2 separate regions of the Homo sapiens genome follow, and region 1 is linked to region 2. A link is a contact called in ENCODE Hi-C or POLR2A ChIA-PET data. All regions are on one chromosome and are shown on one strand. The core of a region is the stretch at or near the end of the contact, and the rest is flanking DNA. Distances in the headings are between cores, read along the strand shown. Region 1 overlaps LOC105377668 (a long non-coding RNA gene). Region 2 has its middle 44 kb from the start of HOPX.

What was found. A loop is a pair of places that touch in the nucleus more often than their neighbours do. ChIA-PET counts read pairs that join two places held with the same protein, here RNA polymerase II (POLR2A). Pooled maps may share reads with other maps.
Region 1: a loop to region 2 is called in a map of chondrocyte, with 2.5 times the contacts of the local background. The contact joins two enhancer-like sites. A Hi-C loop is called at or near these places in 8 of 168 maps with a recorded cell type or tissue (Calu3, PC-3, PC-9 and 5 more), 11 of 37 single-sample maps with no recorded cell type and 12 of 50 pooled maps. POLR2A ChIA-PET finds 5 or more read pairs at or near these places in 5 of 52 experiments (AG04449, CD4-positive, alpha-beta T cell, CD8-positive, alpha-beta memory T cell and 2 more).

Annotation. Positions count from the first base shown.
Region 1 is chr4:56,798,788-56,801,773 of GRCh38, reverse strand. LOC105377668 (a long non-coding RNA gene) reads right to left here. Exons shown (of 3, transcript XR_941082.2): 2 at 2,191-2,272; 3 at 857-1,649. Among named protein-coding and RNA genes, the nearest start is that of SPINK2, 21 kb to the left of the region's middle. Within about 2 kb of position 1,478, at least 32 of the 41 ENCODE cell types and tissues checked have a DNase peak (open chromatin) inside an H3K27ac peak, as active enhancers do.
Region 2 is chr4:56,635,929-56,638,670 of GRCh38, reverse strand. No RefSeq gene overlaps it. Among named protein-coding and RNA genes, the nearest start is that of HOPX, 44 kb to the left of the region's middle. RefSeq lists an enhancer at 2,514-2,742. Within about 2 kb of position 1,355, at least 3 of the 41 ENCODE cell types and tissues checked have a DNase peak (open chromatin) inside an H3K27ac peak, as active enhancers do.

The sequences.
Region 1 (2,986 bases), core at 229-2,728, 160 kb before region 2:
CTATGTTTATATTGTATTGTATAAGCATTTAACTGACACACACAATGAATAAAATACAGAAGAAAAGGAACTTGGGGAAGCAAAGACCTCGTTCTCACCTCCTTCTATAATACCCAGATCTAAGCCTCTGTTTCTATATTCTCCATGGTGAGAGGAAGCAACATACCTACACAATATTTAGCAATATGATCAATCACATGTGAAAGCAGTTGCCAATAACGGGACCATTTAGACTGCCAAATTACATAATTGACACATTCTCTCTTTAAAGCAGGGAGTTTTATTTTTCTGTGTTGAAAATGAGATAATATTTAATTTAATGAGTGTCTATAGTTGCATTCACTGCAGTATTTTTTTTTTCGAGACGGAGTCTCATTCTGTCGCCCAGGCTGTAATGCAGTGGCACAATCTTGGCTCACTGCAACCTCTGCCTCCCAGGTTCAAGCGATTTCTGGCTAATTTTTCTATTTTTAGTAGAGACAAGGTTTCACTATGTTGGCCAGGCTGGTCTTGAACTCCTGACTTCAAGTGATCTGCCCGCCTCAGCCTCCCAAAGTGCTAGGATTATAGGTGTGAGCCACCATGCCTGGCCCACTGGCCCACTACAGTCTTCTTTTTTTTTTTTTTTTTTTTGGAGTCTCACTCTGTTGCCCAGGCTAGAGTGCAGTGGCGCAATCTCGGCTCACTGCAATCTCTGCCTTCCTGGCTCAAGTGATTCTCCTGCCTCAGCCCCCTGAGTAGCTGGGATTACAGGCGCGCACCACCATGCCCGCCTACTTTTTGTATTTTAGTAGAGACGGAGTTTCACCATATTGGCCAGACTGGTCTCGAACTCCTGACCTCGTGATCTGCCCGCCTTGGCCTCCCAAAGTGCTGGGATTACAGGCGTGAGCCACCGAGCCCGGCCAAAACCCGCTCCAGTATTCTTAATCCATAGTATTGAAACTACAGGCACATTTTATGAGGGCCTATGATCTAAAGTGCTATCCTTTATGTTTTATATTGTTTAAGAGAGAAACATCAACTCTGTTTCTTAGTATTCTAGCAGATTCAAAAACTGGTTTTCTTACTGTGCAGGGGATCGTGTTTATGTGACATTTATGATAAAATTAGGTTTCATAGTTTTTGTGGCTTTTCTTCTGTCCCCAAGTAAAATTAGATTTCCTTATACGTAGAAAGAAAAAAAATTGGGGGAGGAAATACATTAAAACATTAATGAAATTAAATAATCATACTCAAATTTTCTTCAAGGAGTATACACTATTTTGCTAATTATAATAAAATGGGTCTTATTAAAAATCAGAGTGGGGGAGAGGAGGAAGAAAGGTCTGATTTTAAAAGCCATGAGATGAAGGCACGAGTCAGAAAGAGCCCAGCAATAATCTCTTACAGATCATGACCAAAAATGCTTCCTGGCCAGTGTGGAGACACCAGGGGGCAGTGGCTCCCTGAGAACTGCTGCTGCTCCCAGCTCAGGCGGCTCAGCCTGCAGTCTACGATTCATCGATTCATCGTCACCAAACTCGGGAAAGTTACGTTGCACTTACATGCTGCTTCCGAAGGCTCTTATGCTTTGATTTCTTGAAGGCACCGTTTCTGTGAATAAAACTGAACGATGGTCCGGCGGGGATTAGCATGTAGTTGAGGACCTGGGTGAAAAGATGGGAAATAAAGACAAACCGAAACCATTTTGCCTTCTGGAGTAGGAGTCCAGGAAAGGGATTTGAAAAGCTGCCACGATAGGGTTCAAACTTAGCGGTCCAGGTTGACCTAGTTCCCACAGCCATCAGGAAGAGGGGCGTGCTTCTCTATGGGCAGCAAGTTGAGGAGGAAGTTCCCACTCTTCTTCTCCAGCTTTTCTGCCTCAACACTGCCGCCCCCTGTCCCTCCCCCAGTTCACAATCTTTCATTCTGGCTAAAACTTCTGCCTTTATGCATTACTTCAGGCAATGCATATAACATTCTATCTTTGCTTGGCTATACTGTTTACAAAGTTGTTTATACTTTATAAACCATTTTCATGCGTGTTTTCCACCCATGATTTGAAATGGTTTGGGCTTTCGACTCCCACGTTAAAGACCTTCACTATATTGGAAATAAGTACACCCTAAGTGACTAAAGCTAATACTAGAAACCACTGGATTACTGGACCAAGCCCTAATGACATCGCATTGGCCTGAGAACACTGACCAGGCTGCTGGCTAAAGCTCCTGATGTGGGCAGCGTGGAAGGTCCAGGATCTCAAATACGGAGTTTGGCAGCGAATTTCTTTCTGAAAAGGAAGAGCAAGGCGACACTGTAGAAGCGTTTTCTATTCAAAGACTTTCACAGGCATCTGTGCACATCAAATCGGCAATGAATACGTGTGAGACAGATGACCTTCATTTTCAATGTGGTTTGGAGGTCTTTGGAAGAGTGAAGAATTCCTTTGTTTGCCACAGGTGATTTATTAGGGAAAGTTGTCTTTCTAAACCATATATTTTCAAAAGTTGCAACAAGTCTTACTCATGCAGAAAAATCTTTCAAAAGGAGCATTTGCTACAGAGTTTTTAGGGTAGTGTGGTTTTACACACTAAATAAATGCTTGTAAATATATTTGGGACTTGTAATCAACAGTACCTTTGTTTCCTTTCTTTGCAGTGGATTTGGTGGCTACTGTTACTGTTTTCTTCCTTTTCTTTTTTTTGAGACGGAGTCTCACTCTGTCACCCAGGCTGGAGTGCAGTGGCGCAATCTCAGCTCACTGCAACCTCTGCCTCTGGGGTTCAAGCGATTCTCCTGCCTCAGCCTCCTGAGTAGCTGGGATCACAGGAATGCGCCACCACACCCAGCTAATTTTTGAATTTCTAGTAGAGACAGGGTTTCACCATGTTGGCCAGGCTGGTCTTGAACTGCTGACCTCAAGTGATCTCCCCGCCTCGGCCTCCCAAAGTGCTGGGATTACATAAACAACTAAGGTGCTGAAAGGATTTAGTTCTCAGTGCTG
Region 2 (2,742 bases), core at 106-2,605:
TTAGCTGGGTGTGGCAGTGCACACCTGTGGTCTCAGCTACTTGGGAGGCTAAGGTGGGAAGATCACTTGAGCCCAGGGGGCAGATGTTGCAGTGAGTCGAGCTCGTGCCACTACACTCTAACCTGGGTGACTGAGTGAGACCCCACCTCAAAAAAAGAAAACAAAGGAAAGAAAGAAAGACAGAGCAAGAAAGAGAGAAAGAAAGAAAAGAGAAAGAAAGAAAGAAAGAAAGAAAGAAAGAAAGAAAGAAGGAAAGAAAGAAAAAAAAAAGAAAATTCACCCATTCTAATCCACAACAAACAATGAAAACAAAATTCAAAATCATGCATACTTGTTAAGATACTTTTTGCTACAAGTGACTGAATACTCAACTGAAAGTGGCATATCAGGTTTTTTGTTTTTCTGTAGGTCATTCCAGGTTCAGTTAATTCAACAGCCTGACTAGGCCAGAGCTCTCAATCATCCTTTCTGGGATTCTCTTCTCTTTCTCCTCATGGTCCCAAGATGATTGCTCCAGTTCCAAGCATCACATCCTACATGACATCATCCAAACACAGGAAAGGTCCTGGCTTTATTTTCAGGCATCTCTCATTTTATTTTATCACAGAGGAAAAGCCTTTTCCCAGAAGCTCCTTAGCAGTCTTCCCTTACCTCTCAGTGTCTGGAGTTGGGCCACATGCCCACTCCATGCCTATAATTGGTAAAGACAATCAGCACTTGGAACAGACTGGCACATAGCAGGAGCTTATTAAATATTTGTTGAATGAATGAAAGGTGGATTGGATTACCATGGTTGGCTTAGACCAATTATAGCCCATTTCCTAGAGCCCATTTTCCTAGAACACATTGTTGACTAATGGCTGAAGAAAACTGGCATTTTCTTATCAAGGAAGAAGGAAGGAACGGCTATTGGACAGTCAATAGTGTATGCCACATTATGCTATTTCTTAAAGCAGGGAACCAGAGCAACCCATTAAAAGGGCTTATTGTTTTCTAATGGTTACCTTGTAAAAAAGTGTTTTTGGATTTAAACAAATTGTTCATGCAAGGGGTATCTCATTAGTGAACAAGTTACACTATTCTAAAGAGAAATGGACTTTTTTTTTCTGCTCCAGCTTAGACATCAGTTCGTACAGATATTCTCCCTGCCTAAACCCCATCTGGGTTGGGTATCCTTCTTCTATGTTATCAGGCACTCTACCTCCCCATGTTACAGCAGTTACCACACTGGATTATATCCACTTATTTATTCTGTTTCCTGCAGTACAGGCTGTTACATGTTCACCAAATCATGTTTTCTTTTCTTGTGTGCTACCTTTCTCAATCCCCTTTGCAGTTAGGTGTGGCCATGTGACTGAGTCTGGTCAATGGAATGTGAGTAAAGTAGTGTATACCACTTTCAAGCTTGGCCATAAAAACTACCTGTGCAATCTCCTGGCTTTCTCTTTCTTAATCTGCTGGCTTAATGGAGAAGACTTTGTGGACATAAAAAAATATGGAAGGAGGCTGGGATCCTGAAGGACTGCATGGAACAGAATACCTGTCTTCTCAGCAATCCACACTATTCTAAGATGAACTTGGTGAAGAATGCATTTTTTATTGTGCTAAGCCACTGAGAATTGAGTATTTATGTGTTTTTGTTATGGTCGTTATCCAACTCTAACGAATACAGTTCCTCAGAATAAAAACTTACTGAAAGTAGAAATCTCTGTCTTGTTCACCATGCTTTCTTGCCCTACCTAGCACAGTGTCTGTCACATAATAGGCACTTAAGACACTTTTAAAAAATGAAATAAACGTAATTCTCCCAACTTGTAGCGAGTATCTACTAAATGCCAAAATAGCTTGAACTTTGTAATGCCATTTAAAAAACCTAAAATATTTCTCCCCAAAATTTTGAGGAGTTAAGTCAAAGACACTGAAAACACAGAGGAACACTCTGCCCCAGCCTCCATTTGCCTGGTGGCAAACTCTTCCTTCCTTACTGGGGACAGCACTTGCTTATGGGTCCAGAGAGGGCATCAGCGGGCACCAGAGGACTCGGGGAACAGATTTTATGATCTTCCCACATTTTCCTGCCTTTTAAAAGACTGGAGCCACTCTTTCCTTTGTCTTGTCACTGTGTAGGATTTATGGCTCTTTGTTAATATAGTATTTAATCTAGGCCCCAAGCTAGCTTGAGTAATACTTTTAAACTGAGGCCTGTCTTGCATGGTGGGCGCAGCATCCACTAATGAACTTCTGCTTGTTTTCCTCTTTTTAATCTGACTTTTGTTTTTAGGAGAGTGTCTCAACTAAGAACCTAAAAATGGAAGAAAAAAAAAAAGAAAAGAAAAAAAAAAGAAATTGTGTTTTCTCCCTTACACTATATTAGTAATTTTTGATATCACTTCATTGCTCAACATAGAAACAAATGTCAACAGAAGAATGGTGAAGTTCATAATTCAGAAAGGAGAGTTTTATTTCTCTTACAAGTTTGCATCCTGTAGGGTGGCCATTCTTATGAGCCGGGAGGCATAGCATCCAGCCAGGGCCCGGAAACAGACACTTCAACGGTGGAAAGAATAAGACAGGAATGTATGGTGAGCAGGGTGGCCAAATATACATATTCAATGAGGTATAGGAGGAGTGATGAATAATTATGAGAGGAGGAACATGTGCATGTGCAACTGAGCGTCATGCCTCTCCATGGGAACCACGTTCCCAAAACGGTGGTGTTAGCATTGATACAAGAATGGAGTG